2 separate regions of the Homo sapiens genome follow, and region 1 is linked to region 2. A link is an interaction called in ENCODE POLR2A ChIA-PET data of the cell type or tissue named here. Cell type or tissue: endothelial cell of umbilical vein. All regions are shown on one strand. Links, peaks and the distances in the headings refer to the core of each region. The heading gives the core; the rest is flanking DNA. Region 1 holds the start of RNVU1-18 (RNA, variant U1 small nuclear 18). Region 2 holds the start of RNVU1-2A (RNA, variant U1 small nuclear 2A).

Region 1 (9,589 bases), core at 4,166-6,665, 820 kb before region 2:
TGTAAAACCAAATTTCTCTCCCTTTTTTTTTTTTTTTTTTTTTTTTGAGACATGGTCTCACTATGTCACCCAGACTGGAGTGCAGTAGTGTGATCTCAGCTCACTGCACACTGCACTCACTGCTTGCTGCATGACAGCCAGTAAGTCCAGGGACAAGGTGTAGGGGCAGGGAAGGTGACTTTATTCCAGAGAGCCACCAAACTGAAGAGATGGTGAACAAATATTCTAAAGAACCATCTTAAATTAATATGATTTTCAGGCTCCTTGTACGTTAGGGAAGGGAGGAAGAAGGAGGTGGTTGAGGTGAAGAGGTCTGACAATGACAGACTTATGGGCTGCAGTGAGAGCCAAAGGGGATGGTGAAAATTCTTTGTCTTTTGTCAGGTCACAATGCTCTTATAAATCTTCAACATAACACTGTTACTTGTGCATACAACCTCTTTATCTTTTCAGGAGTCAGTTTGGGGAAGGGATTATGATCATCTGTGTTTTAAAGTTAAACTGTAAGCTAAATCCCTCCCATAGATAGCTCGGGAGGGGCCTATCTGCAGAAATAAGGAAAAGCAGTTGGCCTGAAAGATATCACCACAGGGCAGGAAGGGTTAGGAGCAAAATGCAGTTAGTCATGCTAAGCCTCCTTTTCATTGCTATGTATTTAATTTACTTGAACACATAATTTTAATTTTATATATATATATATATTTTTGAGACAGAGTCTCACTCTGTCACCCAGGCTGGAGTGCAGTGGCATGATCTTGGCTCACTGCAACTTCTGCCTCCCTGGTTCAAGCAATTCTCCTGACTCAGCCTTCTGAGTAACTGGGATTACAGGAGCCCACAACCATGCCTGGCTAATTTTTGTATTTTTAGTAGAGACAGGGTTTCACCATGTTGGCCAGGCTGGTCTCGAACTCCTGACCTTGGGCTCCCAAAGTGCTGGGATTACAGGCATGAGCCACTGCGCCCAGCCTAACTAAGATCATTAAACCATTCTAATTTGTCAAAAGAGTCACACTGATTTTTGAAAAATAATGTAATGGGCTGGGTGCAGTGGCTCACGCCTGTAATCCCAGCACTTTGGGAAGCCGTAGAGGGCAGATCACAAGGTCAGGAGTTTGAGACCAGCCGGACCAACATGGTGAAACCCCGTGTCTACTAAAAATACAAAAATTAGCCAGGTGTGGTAGTGTGTGCCTGTAATCCCAGCTACTCAGGAGGCTGAGGCAGGAGAATCACTTGAACCCGGGAGGCAGAGGTTGCAGTGAGCTGAAATTGCACCACTGCACTTCAGCCTAGGCAACAGAGTGAGAGTCCATCTCAAAAATAAAATAAAATAAAATAAATTAAAAAAATAATAACATAATGAATTTTTTCATGTCTTTATATATTAAATATTTACATTATTTAAATTGTTCAAAAGCATCAAAGATTCCTCTCTATCAACTTCATTTCATTTATTTTATTGTACCAAACTATCAAGACCATTAATTTAATCTACAGCTAAATCTATTATTTTTTCATGTTAGAAATTCCACAAGAAAATTTTTCCCTAATGAAACCTCACATTTCAAGCATCCTAAGTAGGCTGGGCGAGGTGGCTCACACCTGTAATCCCAGTACTTTGGGATGCTGACAGGTGCATAACTTGAGGTCAGGAGTTTGAGACCAGCCTGGGAAAAATGGTGAAACCCTGTCTCTACTAAAGCTATAAAAATTAGCTGGGCATGGTGGCATGCGCCTGTAATCCCAGCTACTCTAGAGGCTGAGGCAGGGAAATAGCTTCAACCTGGGAGGCGGAGCTTGCAGTGAGCTAAGATCGCACTACTGCACTCTAGCCTGGGCTACAGAGCAAGACTCTGCCTCAAAAATAAATAAATAAATAATCATAAGTAGTAAAAAAGTAAAATGAAATAAAAAATAAGGCACAGTGTCTTGCTCTGTTATCCAGGCTAGAGTGCAGCAGGACAATCATAGCAGACCAACTTGGAACTTCTGGGCTCAGGCAATCCTCCTGGTTCAGCTTGCCTTGCATTTTTTTAGAGATGGGGTCTTGCCCTGTTGCCCAGGCTGGTCTCCAACTGCTGGCCTAAAGCAATCCTTCTGCCTCAGCCTGTTGAGTTGCTGGGAGTACAGGTGCAAGACATGCAGCCTAGCATTGTAGTAAAACAATTTTCAACAAATTCTTAATTTTCTTTCTTTTTCTTTTCTTTTTTTTTTTTTTTTTTTTTTTTTTTTTGAGTTGGGCGTCTTACTCTTTCACCCAGGCTGCAGGGCAGTGGTGCAATAATAGTTCACTGCAGCCTGCCTCAGTCTCCCTAGTAGCTGAGATTACAGTCATGCATTATCATGCCCAGCCAACTTTAAAAAAATTAGCTAATACTTAAAAATTTGTAGAGACAGGGGTTTCACTATGTTGCCCAGGCTGGTCTTCAACTCCTAACCTCAATTGATTCTCCCTCCTCAGCCTCCTAAAGTGCTGGGATTGCAGCCATGAGCCACCATACCTGGCTTAATTTTCTTATTTTAATCTTATGTAAGTGATTATTATTGTTCCTAAGATAATTGGGGCAGTGACTCCTTTAAAATTTTAGAGACCTAATTTATCTATTCACTTCACTGAAAGAGTATGCCAATTTGTTTCATGAGAAAATACCCTACATTCATAAAGCAGGAAAATTCCTTCCACCAAACTAGGGGGCATTCTAAAGAAACAAATTTTGCTAAGTAACATCACTTAAGGTGAAAACAGAGACAATGGTATCTATTAACAATGTTTATCAGTGAAGGAAATAAACTGAAAATATTAACATCATTAGATCCTTGGAGGGCCTTCATTGCTGAAAAATCTGAGTAATATTGTGATACCCTTTTGAGTCCGGCAGGACATTCTCTTTCCAGGGCATATAACAATGGGTGAATAATTTCTTTTCATTCATTTTCATTAAGGGCTGAACTTCCTTAATGTTCTGGAGATTATTAAATTTGATTTGTATAGTTGTGAAAAGTGCTCATATTGCTGATTCCATTGCTTATATGTGATCATATAAATCTTTTCTCTCCTTTCTGTAGTGTGGTTTAAACTTAATCCTTAAAGGACGTGTATTTGAATTTTTCAGCTGGTTAGAAACCTGAATATACCAATCAAAGAAAACTGCTCCTTACATGCTACAGATTTAGTTTTCTTCTTGTACTAAGATGTCTTTTAGATATAGTAAATTTGTTAAAGCCAAGAGCTCCTATGGAATGAAGTTGAATGGGAGGGGGGATGTGGAGTAGTAAGATCACCCTTGTAACAGAGATGCCACTCTTGCAGATTTTGACAACTATTGGGCCCATAAAACTTTTACCAAATATTGGAAAGACAAGATATGAACAGCTTATTATTGCTGCAGTCTCAAATATCAAGAAATACCATTATTCTCAGGACAATAAATAGGCAATAAAAAAGACTCACAGACCAGATTAGCTGTCCAAACAGGGAGTAGATCCTTATCAACACAACCCAACAGAGATTGTCCCCAGAAATTCACTTCATAACATCAAAACCAAAAACTCACACTGATGGCAAAAAATAATGATGCAATAATGAGAGAGAGACAGAGAGAGAGAGAGAGAGAGACCTGTCCTATAGCCATACTTAGTGGGTAAAAGCCAAAGAGCTCAATTTCTGCTCATGATACTTAATAGAACAGAGGGAACATGAGCCAATAGCTCAGTGGGTTCAGATACGCACCAAGTGCCTGTTGGATACAGGATTCTACTGTCTCCAATAATATGTCTCAGATGGACTAGTTTTTTTGTTTTTTGTCTGTTTTGTTTTTGTTTTTTATTTTTTGTTTTTGAGAGAGAGTCTCCCTCTGTCGCCCAGGCTGGGGTGCAACGGCACGATCTCGGCTCACGGCAACCTCCGCCTCCCGGGTTCAAGCGATTCTCCTGCCTCAGCCTCCCAAGTAGTTGGGACTACAGACGCACACCACCACGTCTGGCTATTTTTTTTGTTTTGTTTTGTTTTGTTTTGTATTTTTAACAGAGACAGAGTTTCGCCATGTTGGTCAGGCTGGTCTCGAACTCCTGACCTCAGTTGATCAGAAGTAGGTGAGGTCAGAAAACATACCCTGGGAGAGGCTGGCACAATGCCCAGATCCGCCATCGCTAGGCCTGGGGTTTTCTTCTGTAGTATTCATGTAGTGCAGGGACAAAACCAATTAGATACTTCTGGGAGTTAAAAAGAGATTAATTTGCCGGGCGCGGTGTCTCACGCCTGTAACCCCAGCACTTTGGGAGGGTTCACGAGGTCAGGAGATCGAGACCATCCTGGCTAACGCGGTGAAACCCCGTCTCTACTAAAAATACAAAAAATTAGCCGGGCGTGGTGGCCGGCGCCTGTAGTCCCAGCTACTGGTAGGAGGCTGAGGCAGGAGAATGGCGTGAACCCGGGAGACTGAGCTTGCAGAGAGTCGAGATCGTGCCACTGCACTCCAGCCTGAGCGACAGAGCGAGACTCCGTCAAAAAAAAAAAAAAAAAAAAAAAAGATGAATTTACAGTGTCATTTGAGAAGGGGTATTAAGGAATTTGCCAGGGTACTGACGCGTGTCAGGTGCAAACTGCAGGTTGAGAGAGAGCTAAGTATTTTCTGTCCATGAAGGTGATAAGCGAGGGCCTGAAGAAAGAGGAAGGGGGGAGGACACTGGCGCCAGAAATAGGAAAGGGCTGCTTGGGGGTGGGAAGGATGGGTCGGGGTGCTATCTAGAAAGCTGCCTGGCAATGGCTGTGGGATGCGGAAGCGAGACATCAAACAAGAAGCTGTCGCTTAAATAAAGTCTGAAGAAAGACTAGATATGTAAACGGCAGGAGATAGTAGGGAAACTGGACCCGTCTCCTCATAAAACTTCCCGCCTTATATTTCAGGGAGGATCGCAGCGCATTTCGGCCAAGACAGGTGAGACTGCGGTTTTGACCTGCGGGCCTCGATGAATTGCGTTAGGACACCTGGGCTCCGGGAGAGCCGTTCCACTCCGCAAAGTAAGCGTGTTATGTCTACAACCCAACGGGGACGCGCTAAGAGCCCTAAAGGCCCTGCTTTCATCCCAAAGAACAGCCCCCGCCTGCGTAGTTTGTAGCCGGCTCTATGAGGTGAGAACACATTCCCCGCTAGCACAGAAATCCTACAGACTCCTGAGGGGGCTGCAGCTAGAAGCAGAGGCTGTGTGAAATGTGACTGGGGGCTAGGGAAAAACACGTAGATTTTCACAGACCCTGAGAACCCAAGAGACTGCAGACCATGGGCAGACAAATCTCTGCAAAAAGCAGCCCCGCCTAGATAAAGGAAGAGCTGTGCGGCCTTCGCGCTAGCTAGCTTGTGTAAAGGTCGACGATTCTTATTTCTCCCGGGGCGGGGAGAAAGCGACATATTACTACTATTTCTCAGCCTTCGACTGTGAGAGTAACGATTAAGACTAAAACACAAGCCAGTAAAAAAAACAAGTAACCCTTGCTGTGTAGACTATTCTTTAAACTACAAAAAATCAGGGGAAAGCGCGAACGCAGTCCCCCACTACCACAAATTATGCAGTCGAGTTTCCCACATTTGGGGAAATCGCAGGGGTCAGCACATCCGGAGTGCAATGGATAAGCCTCGCCCTGGGAAAACCACCTTCGTGATCATGGTATCTCCCCTGCCAGGTAAGTATGAGATCTTGCACCTCCGCCCCGCCACAGCCTCACACGCTTCACCCTTTACACGCACGGTCACTTGCCCCGCGCAGCCCCCCCCCCCCCCCCCCCCACCCCCAGCCCTCCTAGCCCTGACACACAGCTGGGACTCTCAGGTCCGACCAGCGGTCCTGAACCCGCTCCCACGGCACGGGAAATCCTTCGTGGCGCAGCAGCAGGTGGGGAAGCAGCAGCCCCTGCGCTGCCTCATCTACATAGAAGTCGCCCTATCCGTGATGTCACCGACAGTGCCTTTCCCAGTCCCCGTCTGCCTTTCTGCCGCTCAGCCTACCAACCCGCTGCCGGAGCCGGCAGGGGGAAGTGACGTCTGTCTCTCCCTTTTTTCCCTCCCGCCCCGGCATCTGTTCTCGCCCGAAGAAGCTGGTCCTTAGCCTGCGCTGCGGAGCAACCTTTCAGTGGCCAGCTGGAGCCTGGGCACCGTTCTTCAAATAATGGCTTTTAATTCTCAGACGAGAACGTTTAGGATTACAAAAGAAACCGGTTCTCTTCACATCCTTATCCTTGTCATGTAGCATTCCGCTTGAAATTGGAAGCCGTTCAATGTCAGAGAGAAACCATATTTATGAAATGAAAGAGGCTTCTCAGATGACTGCAAACCAGCCTTCCTTACTGGTTTTATCACTGGTAATGTTATAAAGACAGTTGTCCAGTTTCATGAATCTTGTAGGTTTTTGTTTGTTTATTTGTTTGCTTTTGATGTTGTTGTTGTTGCTGTTGTTTTCCAACTTCAGTATTGTAGAAAAATATGCTGCCCCAGAAGAGATGATTGGACACTCTCCAGCGTGGTGTTGGACTTTGTCATCTCTTGCACAGCCATCTCCAGACCTTAGTGTTTACCTCACGTTAGTTTTTTATATTCTGCAAAGACAAAACCAAAATAATCCAAATTTGACACAAATACCTGGGATACATCTTATTTGAGATGTTTAACAAATGTCTGGATCATCTTTTCTTACATTGGATTATAACGCAGGAAACACTGTGAAGTAAGTAAAGTTGGAATTCCCAAGTCAAAGACCATTTGAATATTTACAAGTAGATTTGAGGCAGGAATAATACAGGGTGGCCGCAGGGTAACAAATTCTAGGCAGCAGATTTACATGACTTGAGGCTATGGGCTGATAAGACGCTGAAAAACCAGGGTGTGGACCAAGCTGGCTAAGACTGACTGGACCCAATGTGGTGCTGGATTTGATGTAGGTTTTACCGAGGCCCTCATTATATGCTCATTAACATACTAAATCACACACCCACCAGTGCCATGACAGTTCTGAGACCAATATGTGATGTAAAAATGGATGGCACCACAGTTCCGAGAAATCTCCACCTTTACCCAGGAATTTTCATGACTATTCCACTCCTTGGTTAGAGAAACCAATCAAGATGAAACCCCAGAACCCATTGTTCTCTGTCGGGTATGCCCGAACTCCCCTTTCTTGAGTGTGTACTTTTTGCTTTGCAATAAATCTCTTCTTTCACTGTTTGCTGACTCATCCTTGACTTTGTTCTTGAGATGGTGTCAAGAGCCTGGACACCACAGCTGGGGTCGAGATCCCACTAGTGTCCGGGGACTTTCCCCAGGCCACCAGTATCAGATTCTATTCCATTGCTCAAATCACAAAACATCGAGTGGAGAGTTCTCCTTGGAGACCATAAAGTAAAGATTCTGTGGCATGGTGGCCAGTTAGGCCACTGGAAGGCATGGCAAAATATTGAAAATGAGAGATTAGGTGACAGTGTAGTAATAACTGCTGAATACTAAATATTTGAGCCAGGCCCCATTCCCTGGATACTGACAGGGAGACACATTGTCCAGGTAGTAGTGGAGAAATACTTTCTGGGTATCTGACCAGCCTTTGTGGAAAGAACTGGCACCATCCTGCAGATGTAACCGCCTGATGGGTTCTTCCTGCCCACTGTACATACAAAATCAATTCATGGAGACCATGGCATTGAGGTAAAGAGTTTAATTGACACAGGCCAGCCACGACATGTGGGGGACAGAGTTATTACTCAAATCGATCTCACTGAAGACTTGGAGGTAAAGGGTTTTCAAAGACAGTTTGGTGGGGAGGGGGCTAGGGTTTGGGCGGTGCTGATTGTTGGGGATGAAATCACAGGGGTGTGGAAAATGCCCTCCTGCATTGAGTCAGCTTCTGGGTGGGAGCTAAGGGACTGGTTGATTTTTGGGCCAAATGGTGCCATCCAGTAGTCAGAAATGCAAAAGCCTGAAAAGACATCTCAAGAGGCCAATCTTAGGTTCTACAATAGTGATGTTCTTCACAGCAGTAATTGGGGAAGCTGCAAATCTTGTGACCTCTGGAATAATGGCTGGTAATTATTTAACGAGGCATACATCTTAGTAGAATTCAGGCCCCTTTCATCCTCCTAACTTGGTGGCCTTTCATTAGTTTTATGGGGTAATTTAGTTTTGGGGAAGGTTATCATTTTAACCAACATTTTTGGCTGTCCCCAACCTTTTTGGCACCTGGGACTGGTTTCACGGAAGACAATTTTTCCATGGAAGGGGGTGGTGGATGGTTTCTGGATGAAACTGTTCCACCTCAGGTCATCAGGCATTAGTTACAGTCTCATAAGGAGTGCGCAATCTGGATCCCTCACATGTGCAGTTCCCAATAGGGTCCGAGCTCCTATGAGAATCTAATGCCGATGCTGATCTGACAAGAGGCGGAGCTCAGGTGGTAATGCTCCAAAGCCTGCAGCTCACCTCCTGCTGTTCAGCTGGGTTCCTAACAGGCCATGGACCAGTACCTGTCTTGTGGCCCTGGGGGTTGGGGACCCCTGATTTAAACTATAAACTCAATTTTTCCCAAAGATAGCTTGGGAGAAATTGCACAGGAACGAGCAAAGACAGCTAGCCTGTGAGGCTAGAACCAAGATGGAGTCAGCCATGTCAGATTTCTCTGATTGTCATAATTTTGCAAAGGTAGTTTCTGAGGGACTACCCTGACACTTGTTAAAAGCATGAGGTGGATTTTATTGTATGTACTACAGTAGGCAAGAGAGACCAGCAGAGAACCGAGCTCAACCTCAAATACAGCAGGAAGAGTTGAAGATTATAGCCAATTGGCAAGATAAGAAAGTCAGTGGATGGAAAATTACTAAGAGGAACTTGATTAGCTATCAAAGGTGGTTGGGAGGACTCTTGCTAAACTAGACTCAACAGTATTCTTTTCTAAAACTGGACTTAGCAGGCCAAGAACTAATAGAGAAAAGGGCTCAGAGGAAACTACTAAGGTTTGGTCAAAGATGGAGTCCTTGTCAACTCTAAATTGAAGCTTCTGCAAATAAACGAAGACCAACCAAATGAAAAAAAGCAAAAGCTATTTATTCTGAGCTTGCTATGGCAGGGAGTCAGCCACTGTTACTTGTGTTTTGGCAGAGACTTGAAGGCAGTCAGAAGGGTGAGAAAGCTTTTTAAAAAGAAAGGCTTCAGGTATGCTTGGACTGGAGGCTGTCAGTATGGTGACGCTGTAGATAGATGAAGAAAATAAAAATATTTTACCCCAGAATATATTTCTTTGGTATATTTTAAGATGGCTGTCAGAGAGCCAGCAAACAGAAGTAACTCTGCAAAACTGTCTTTTGTAGGGGAAATTTACACCTGCAGAGAATCTGCATTAATCCAGCCTTCCCTTGTCAGGATTGAGAAATAAAAATAAGCCCTAGGCCCTACAACCAACTGAACAGACTCCCTCTTGGCTGACAGGACCACAGAGAAACCTTGAAAGCTGTTTCTGGCTGTGACAGGATAGGAGGTCGGACGTGCCCCCTTAAAACCCCTCCCTCACTAACTGCCATTATGAGGCAGGAGAATAGCAGAGGGAATTGGAA
Region 2 (9,589 bases), core at 3,803-6,302:
AAAGAAAACCGTTTCCTTTCAAAGCTGTTTATCTTTGTGAAGTAGCATTTTGCTTAAAATTGGAAGCCTTTGACTATCAGAGAGAAATCATATCTATGAAACTAGAGAGGCTGCTCAGATGACTGCAAACCAGCCATCCTTGCTGGTTTTACCAGTAGTAGTGTTATAAAGAATGTTGTCCAATTTCATGAGTCTCGTAGGTTTGTTTTTTTGTTTTTCAAATACAGTATTGTACAAAAAGGAAGCAGAATGTGGTTGCTGTCACAATGTAATGCCTCTCTGGGCCTGAGAATTTGGAAAGGCTCACACTCCTCATAAAAGTTCTCTTCTTTCCTCATTCTCCCTTTAGATAAAAAGTCTTTTTTTTTTTTTTTTTTTTTTTTGAGACGGAGTCTCGCTCTGTCGGCGGGATCTCGGCTCACTGCAAGCTCCGCCTCCCGGGTTCACGCCATTCTCCTGCCTCAGCCTCCCGAGTAGCTGGGACTACAGGCGCCCGCCACGACGCCCGGCTAATTTTTTGTATTTTTAGTAGAGGCGGGGTTTCACTGTGTTAGCCAGGATGGTCTCGATCTCCTGACCTCATGATCCGCCCGCCTCTGCCTCCCAAAGTGCTGGGATTACAGGCGTGAGCCACCGCGCCCGGCCAGATAAAAAGTCTTTCTTGAAAGCATTGTTGATCAAAAGCTGTATCTCTCCTTGCCAGAAAGGCTCATTCCCAGATAGTCCTGTCCCACACTGGGGGCAGGGGAGGAAAGGAGCCCTCTCACTAAGGAATTTTTAACAGTGCCCAGAAGCTGAATTGGCATCACAGAATTGGGGGCGGGGGGGGAGACAGAGAGATCTCGGCCAATTCTATAGTTGCTGTCACTTGTTGAATCATCTCTAGTCTTCAGAGTACCATGAAAACAATGAGAAATACATAACATTAATAATTTGACTAGTGGAGATATAATGCACACAAGAATGATAATCACAAAGAGAATCTATATCCCGAAACAGTAAGGGAACCTATTCCATTAGGCAGCCAACTGAAAACATCAGGGAAAACATCAAATACCATTTCTTCTTTAGTGATTTATTGTAGCCAAGTGGCTTCCTTTCTAATTTTTTTTCTAGAGAAGGTTCTACTGCATGGGAAACATTTATGTATATGCAACAAAAGGTATTTGCCACCACACATACATCTCCCTGCTCAGCTAAATATATCATCTAAAGTGATGTGATTACCTAGTACAACCTTAGCCAGTGAATAAATAGCTTTTTATTGAGCTGCAAAAGAGGCCGCAGTTTCATCAGCAATGTTTTTCTTTCTTTTTTCTTTTTCTTTCAGAGACAGCGTCTGTCTCTGTGTCCCAGGCTGGAGTGCAGTGGTGCCATCATAGCTCACTGCAGCCTTCAACTCCTGGGCTTAAGTGATCCTCCTGCCTCAGCCCCCGAGTCACTGGGATTACAGGCCAGAGCCACCATGCCTGGTTTTCATCAGCAGTGTTTCCTGAGGTTACAGAAAGATTTATAATCCTAGGAAGAAACACTCCCTTGAAGCAAAAGTGCTCTCCCCGCAAAAATGCAAGGAGCTATCTTCTTGATAGCCGGGCAGATAATTCTCAGGTTTTGCCCCACTGAATCTCTATCTAAAATAGAGCAGTGGTCATGCCTAGTGAAAAGTTAGAGGGCCTAACGTTTAAATCTGTAATCCATCTTGAATTGAGTTTTGTATAAGGTGTAAGGAAGGGATCCAGTTTCAGCTTTCTTCATATGGCTAGCCAGTTTTCCCAGCACCATTTATTAAATAGGGAATCCTTTCCCCATTGCTTGTTTTTCTCAGGTTTGTGAAAGATCAGATAGTTGTAGATATGTGGCATTATTTCTGAGGGCTCTGTTCTGTTCCATTGATCTATATCTCTGTTTTGGTACCAGTACCATGCTGTTTTGGTTACTGTAGCCTTGTAGTATAGTTTGAAGTCAGGTAGTGTGATGCCTCCAGCTTTGTTCTTTTGGCTTAGGATTGACTTGGCGATGTGGGCTCTTTTTTGGTTCCATATGAACTTTAAAGTAGTTTTTTCCAATTCTGTGAAGAAAGGCATAGGCATTGGTAGCTTGGAACCAACCCAAATGTCCAACAATGATAGACTGGATTAAGAAAATGTGGCACATATACACCATGGAATACTATGCAGCCATAAAAAATGATGAGTTCATGTCCTTTGTAGGGACATGGATGAAATTGGAAACCATCATTCTCAGTAAACTATCGCAAGAACAAAAAACCAAACACCGCATATTCTCACTCATAGGTGGGAATTGAACAATGAGATCACTTGGACACAGGAAGGGGAATATCACACTCTGGGGACTGTGGTGGGGTCGGGGGAGGGGGGAGGGATAGCATTGGGAGATATACCTAATGCTAGATGACACGTTAGTGGGTGCAGCGCACCAGCATGGCACATGTATACATATGTAACTAACCTGCACAATGTGCACATGTACCCTAAAACTTAGAGTATAATAAAAAAAAAAAAAAATTAAAAAAAAAAAAAAAAAAAGAAAAGTTAGAGGGAACTCGCCCAATGTTGGGTTTCTTCAGATATATGTGTGTATATATATATATTTATATATATGTGTGTGTGTATATATGTGTATATATATATATATATCTCCAAATATCTTAAAGACACTGCCCTTCATCATTCCATGCCATTAGACATTTATAGGACCATGCATGGTGATCTCCTCCACACAAAAATAAATGCTGGTGCAGAACAGGTAAGTGTACTATAAATTGAGTACATCAGCTTTTGGGCATTTTAAACCATTGGTCACACACGTTGGAGCAAGAGGGCAGGTTGATAGCAAGAGGGAGTGTTTCTCTTTCAGTTTTCCAATAGCAAAGTGATGTTTGCCACTGTCATTTCAGAGTGAGGTGACAAATTTTTGTTGTTGTTTGGTTTTGTGGGGTTTTTTGTTCGTTTTTGAGACAAGGTCTCACTGTCCCCCAGGCTGGAGTGCAGTGGCACGATCAGGGTTACTTTTGCCTTGACCTCATGAATTCAAGCAAACCTCCTTACTAATCCTCCTGAGTAGCTGGGACTACAGGCACGTGACACCACACCCTGGGGTGTGAACTGGGATTTTATATTTTCAGTTGGCTCCCTAATGGAATAGGTTCCCTTACTATTCTGGAATACAGATTGTCTTCATGGTTGCCATTCTCGTGTGCATTATATTTCTACTAACCTGCTAATTTTTTTTTCTTTTTTCTTTTCTTTTCTTTTTTTTTTTTTTTTTTGAGACAGAGCCTCACTCTGTTGCCCAGGCTGTATTGCATGCAGTGGCAGGATCTCAGCTCACTGCAATCTCTGCCTCCTGGGTTCAAGAGATTCTCCTGCCTCAGCCTCCTGAGTAGTTTGGATTACAGCCTTGCTGACATACACCACCACGCTGGGCATTTTTTTTTTTTTTTTTTTTTTTTGGTATTTTTAGTACAGACGGGGTTTCGCAATGTTGGTCAGGCTGGTCTCGAACTCCTGACCTCAGCTGATCAGAAGTAGGTGAGGTCAGAAAACGCACCCTGGGAGAGGCTGGCAAAATGCCCAGAACGGCCATCGCTAGGCCTGGGGTTTTCTTCTGTACTGAAATACTACTATTCATGTAGTGCGGGGACAAAACCAATTAGATACTTCTGGGAGTTAAAAAGAGATGAATTTACAGTGCCATTTGAGAAGGGGTATTAAGGAATTTTCCAGGGTACTGACGCGTGTCAGGTGCAAACTGCAGGTTCGGAGAGAGCTAAGTATTTTCTGTCCATGAAGGTGATAAGGGGGGTCTTGAAGAAAGAGGAAGGGGGGAGGACACTGGCGCCAGAAATAGGAAAGGGCTGCTTGGGGGTGGGAAGGATGGGTCGGGGTGCTATCTAGAAAGCTGCCTGGCAGTGGATGTAGGATGTAGAAGCGAGACATCAAACAAGAAGCTGTCGCTTAAATAAAGTCTGAAGATAGACTAGATATGTAAACGGCAGGAGATAGTAGGGAAACTGGACCCGTCTCCTCATAAAACTTCCCGCCTTATGTTTCAGGGAGGACCGCAGCGCATTTCGGCCAAGACAGGTGAGACTGCGGTTCTGACCTACGGGCCTCGATGAATTGCGTTAGGGCACCTGGGCTCCGGGAGAGCCGTTCCACTCCACAAAGTAAGCGTGTTATGTCTGCAAACGAACGGGGACACTAAGAGCCCCAAAGGCCCTGCTTTCATCCCAAAGAACAGCCCCCGTCTGCGTAGTTTGTACCTGGCTCTGTGAGGTGAGAACACATTCCCCGCTAGCACAGAAATCCTACAAACTCCTGAGGGGGCTGCGGTTAGAAGCAGACGCTGTGTAAAAGGGGACTCTGGAAGCTAGAGAAAAACACGAAAATCTTCACAGAGCGTGAGAACCCAAGACGCTGGAGACCGTGGATCAATTTCTGCAATAAGCAGCCTTATGTTCAAAGGGAAGAGCTATGCAGTCTTCGCGCTGGTTAGCCTAGGATAAACCGGCTGACACTCCTTACTTCTCCAGCGAGAAAGACAGCGACATGCCACTTCCTATTTTGCAGGCTTCTGACTGTAACAGTAACACTTAAGGGCACCACAAAAAACACAAACCAATGAAAGAAAGCAGTAACAAGGAGCGTACGGTCTATTTTTGAAACCAGAAAAAAAGAAATCAGGGAAAAGCACGGACACAGCCCCCCACTACCACAAATTATGCAGTCGAGTTTCCCACATTTGGGGAAATCGCAGGGGTCAGCACATCCGGAGTACAATGAATAAGCCTCAGCCCTGGGAAAACCACCTTCGTGGTCACGTTATCTCCCCTGCCAAGTAAATATGAGCTCCTGCACCTCCGCCCCGTACGCCTCACCCTTTACACGCACGGTCACTTCCCCGCGCACCCGCGAGCCCTCCTAGCCCTGACACACAGCTGGGACTCTCAGGTCCGACCAGCGGTCCTGAACCCGCTCCCACGGCACGGGAACTCCTTCGTGGCGAAGCAGCATGTGGCGAAGCGCAGCCTCTGCGCTGCCTCATCTACATAGAAGTCGCCCTATCCGTGATGTCACCGACAGTGCCTTTCCCAGTCCCCGTCTGCTCTTCCACCCCAACCTCCGCCAACTCAGCCGACCAACCCGCTGCTGAGCCGGCAAAGGGAAGTGACGTCTGTCTCTCCCTTTTTTCTCTCCCGCTCCCTTGTCTGTTCTCTCCCAAAGAAGCTGGTCCTTAGCTTCTATTGCGGAGCAACCTTTCGGCGACCAGCTGGAGCCTGGGCACCCTTCTTCAAATAATGGCCTTTAATTCGCAGACGAGAACGTTTAGGATGACAAAAGAAACTTTTTTTTCACGTCCTTACCCTTGTGATGAAGCATTCCGCTTACATATATATATGTAATGTTGGGTTTCTTCAGATATATATATATATATGTATATGTGTATAAATATCCAAATATCCTAAAAGACACGGCCCTTCATGATTCCATGCCATTAGACATTTATAGGACCATGCATGGTGATCTCCTCCACACAAAAATAAATGCTGGTGCAGAACAGGTAAGTGAAATTGAGTACATCAGCTTTTGGGCATTTTAAACCATGGGTCAGAAATGTTAGGGCAAGAAGGCAGGTTGACAGCAAGAGGGAGTGTTTTTCTTTCAATTTTCCAATAGCAAAGTGTTGTTTGCCGCTGTCAGTTCAGAGTGAGGAGACAATTTGTTGTTGTTGTCTGGTTTTGTGGGGGTTTTTGTTTGTTTTTTAGTTTGTTTTTGAGACAAGGTCTCACTGTCCCCCAGGCTGGAGTGCAGTGGCACGATCAGGGTTACTTCTGCCTTGACCTCATGAATTCAAGCAAACTTCCTTACCAATCCTCCCGAGTAGCTGGGACTACAGGCATGTGACACCACACCCTGGGGTGTGAACTGCGATTTTATATTTTCAGTTGGCTCCCTAATGGAATAGGTTCCCTTACTATTCTGGAATACAGATTGTCTTCATGATTATCATTCTCGTGTGCATTATATTTCTACTACCCTGCTAATTTTTTTCTTTTTGAGACAGAGTCCCGCTCTGTCACCCAGGCTGTATTGCAGTGGCAGGATCTCAGCTCACTGTAGCCTCCACTTCCCGGGTTCAAACGATTCTTTTGCTTCAGCCTCCTGAGTAGCCACCTGGCTAATTTTTGTGTTTTTAGTAGAGACAGGGTTTCACCAGGTTGGCAGGCTGGTCTCGAACTCCTGACCTCAAGGGATCGACCCGCTTCAGCCTCCCAAAGTGCTGGGATTACAGGCATGAGCTACCACGCCTGGCTCTCAAACCATTTTAAGTAAGCAAAGGCAGATTTGTCTGGCTTTTTAGTACATTGCTGAATTATCCTCCAATCTATATTTTTAGGAAGGACCTGGGGAATGGCAACATGCACATATTTGGCTAAAATGTGAACCTTTCATGTTCTGCTTGAAAATCCTTCCAATTTGCCTTTTGCAACCAGTTAGTGGCCTTGCCTTCTTCACCAGAATGTGAATTAATTGATAAAGGCCAGAATATTTGGGCTCAAAGGTTTCGACAGTTAAGTCGAATTTTCTGCCAAAGCCTATAGGATCTTGGAGCCTGCTTTAGAAACAGAAGAACGAAATGTGTTTAACTTTAGATCAGGGAAGTCCTTTATTTTTTTTTATTTATTTTTATTTATTTATTTTTTTTGAGATGAAGTGTTGCTCTGTTGCCCAGGCTGGAGTGCAGTCGCGCGATCTCGGCTCTCTGCAAGCTCCGCCTCCCGGGTTAACGCCATTCTCCTGCCTCAGCCTCCTGAGTAGCTGGGACTACAGGCGCCCGCCACCACGCCCCGCTAATTTTTTGTATTTCTAGTAGAGATGGGGTTTCACCGTGTTAGCCAGGATGGTCTCCATCCCCTGATCTTGTGATCCGCCCGCCTCCGCCTCCCAAAGTGCTAGGATTACAGGCGTGAGCCACCGCGCCCGGCTATAATATTCTTAATTCACATTTTGGTGAAGCGGTGTACACAATGGTAGGCTCCCCTCTTCCTGTGGGTTTGGGTTTTACCTTGAAAGGGGCTGTCAGAACAGAAGTTTCAGGGAAGGGGCCAGAGCCCTGGGGACTTTCCTCAGGTGATGGTGATGGAAGAAGAGGCAAGGCAGGACAGGAAGGCTCAGGTAAGAAAGACTATGCAGGTGCAGGGGCAGGAGGAGAAGGAGCAGTTGGAGGCGAAAGAGACAAAGCCTCCTCAATATTTCTCAATTCAGAAAACGTGTCAGTTTACCTCCTTAAGCTTACTTCCTCAATGGAGGCAATTTTCTTAGTTCTTTTTTTTTTTTTTTTTTTTTTTTTTGAGATGGAGTCTGGCTCTATTGGCAGGCGGGAGTGCAGTGGTGTGCTCTCGGCTCACTGCAACCTCCGCCTCCCGGATTCAAGCAATTTTCCTGCCTCAGGCTCCCGAGAGCTGGGACTACAGGAGCCCGCCATCAAGCCCGGCTAATTTTTTGTATTTTTAGTTGAGACGGGGTTTCACCATGTTGGCCAGGATGATCGCCATCTCTTGACCTCATGATCCGCCCGCCTCGGTCTCCCAAAGTGCTGGGATTACAGGCCTGAGCCACCGCGCCCGGCGCAATTTTCTCAGTTCTTTTAGAAATTTTAGAAATTTAGAAATTTGGAAATTTCTAGGTCTCATTGCAAGTAAGTCTCCCATTTAATTTGTCTTGTTCTAAAACCAAATTTCTCTCTCTCTCTCTTTTTTTTTTTTCCTTCAGACAGAGTCTCACTCTGTCGCCCAGGCTGGAGTGCAGTGGCGCGGTCTTGGCTCACTACAACCTCTGCCTCCCAGGTTCAAGCAATTCTTCTGCCTCAGCCTCCTGAGTAGCTGGGATTACAGGAGCCCGCCACCATGCCCGGCTAATTTTTGTATTTTTAGTAGAGACAGGGTTTCACCATGTTGGCCAGGCTGATCTCGAACTCCTGACCTCTGGCTCCCAAAGCGCTGGGATTACAGGCGTGAGCCACCGTGCCCAGCGTAACCAAGATTATTGAGCCATTCTAATTTGTCAAAAGAGTCACATTGATTTTAAAAAAAATAACGTAATGGGCCAGGTACGGTGGCTCACGCCTGTAATCCCAGCACTTTGGGAAGCCGTAGGGGGCGGATCACGAGGTCAGGAGTTCGAGACCAGCCTGAGCAACATGGTGAAACCCCGTGTCTACTAAAAATACAAAAATTAACCGGGCGTGGTGGTGTGTGCCTGTAATCCCAGCTACTGAGGAGGCTGAGGCTGGAGAATTGCTTGAACCCAGGAGGCGGAGGTTGCAGTGAGCCAAGATTGCACCACTGCACTCCAGACTAGGTGACAGAGTGAGACTCCGTTTCAAAATGAATACATAAATAAGCAAATAATAATGTAATGAACGTTTTCATCGTTTACATATTAAATAGATGAAGGGGTGGCCTGCCCCTCCATACTTGTGGGCGTTTCTCATCGGGTGGAAGGAGAGACTTGAGAAAAGAGAGAGACACAGAGACAAAGTATAGAGAAAGAAAAGTGAGCCCAGGGAACCGGCGCTCAGCATACGGAGGACCCGCGCCGGCACCAGTCTCTGAGTTCCCTTAGTATTTATTGATCATTATCGGGTGTTTCTCGGAGAGGGGGATGTGGCAGGACAATAGGGTAATAGTGGAGAGAGGGTCAGGAGGAAAACATGTGAACAAATGTCTCTGCATCATAAACAAGCTAAAGAAAAAAGTGCTGTGCTTTTGATGTGCATATACAGAAACATCTCAATGCCTGAAAGAGCAGTATTGCTGCCCACATGTCCCACCTCCAGCCCTAAGGGGGTTTTCTCCTATCTCAATAGATGGAATATACAATCGGGTTTTACACCGAGACATTCCATTGCCCAGGGATGAGCAGGAGACAGATGCCTTCCTCTTTTACTAATCCTCCTCAGCACAGACACTTTACGGGTGTCGGGCTGGGAGACGGTCAGGTATTTCCCTTCCGGCGAGGCCATATTTCAGACTATCACATGGGGAGAAACCTTGGACAATACCTGGCTTTCCTTGGCAGAGGTCCCTGTGGCCTTCTGCAGTGTATTATGTCTCTGGGTACTTGAGATTAGGGAGTGGTGATGACTCTTAACAAGCATGCTGCCTTCAAGCATCTGTTTAACAAAGCACATCCTGCACAGCCCTTAATTCATTTAACTTTGAGTGGACACAGCACTTGTTTCAGGGAGCACACGGTTGGGGGTAGGGTTACAGATTAACAGCATCTCAAGGCAGAATTTTTCTTAGTACAGAACAAAATGGAGTCTCTTATGTCTCCTTCTTTCTACATAGACACAGTGACAGTCTGATCTCTCTTTCTTTTCCCCACAATACTTACACTATTTAAATTGTTCAAAAGCATCAAAGATTCCTCTCTGCTGTCAACTTCATTCCATTTATTTTATTGTACCAAACTATCAAGACCATTAATTTAATCTACTGCTAAATCTATTATTTTTTTCATGTTAGAAATTCAACCAGAAAATTTCTCCCTAATGAAACCTC

What was found. ChIA-PET counts read pairs that join two places held together with the same protein. Peaks named below come from ENCODE experiments on the same cell type or tissue, not always from the same donor. Only the 100,000 strongest peaks of a DNase experiment are listed, where the experiment ranks them.
Region 1: POLR2A ChIA-PET joins it to region 2 with 5 read pairs; 2 of 35 experiments call an interaction of 5 or more read pairs at or near these places.

The regions. Positions count from the first base shown.
Region 1 is chr1:143,723,880-143,733,468 of GRCh38, forward strand. It overlaps RNVU1-18 (RNA, variant U1 small nuclear 18), which reads right to left and starts at 5,691; the gene lies at 5,528-5,691. RefSeq lists enhancers at 4,139-5,070, 5,071-6,007. In endothelial cell of umbilical vein, for the core only: no CTCF peak of the experiment used is centred there; no DNase peak of the experiment used is centred there.
Region 2 is chr1:144,547,076-144,556,664 of GRCh38, forward strand. It overlaps RNVU1-2A (RNA, variant U1 small nuclear 2A), which reads right to left and starts at 4,868; the gene lies at 4,704-4,868. LOC105379574 (a long non-coding RNA gene) reads left to right here and starts at 5,140. Exons shown (of 2, transcript XR_001737761.2): 1 at 5,140-5,583. In endothelial cell of umbilical vein, for the core only: no CTCF peak of the experiment used is centred there; DNase peaks (open chromatin) are centred at 4,736 and 5,126; H3K4me3 peaks cover 1,115 bases; H3K27ac peaks cover 1,095 bases.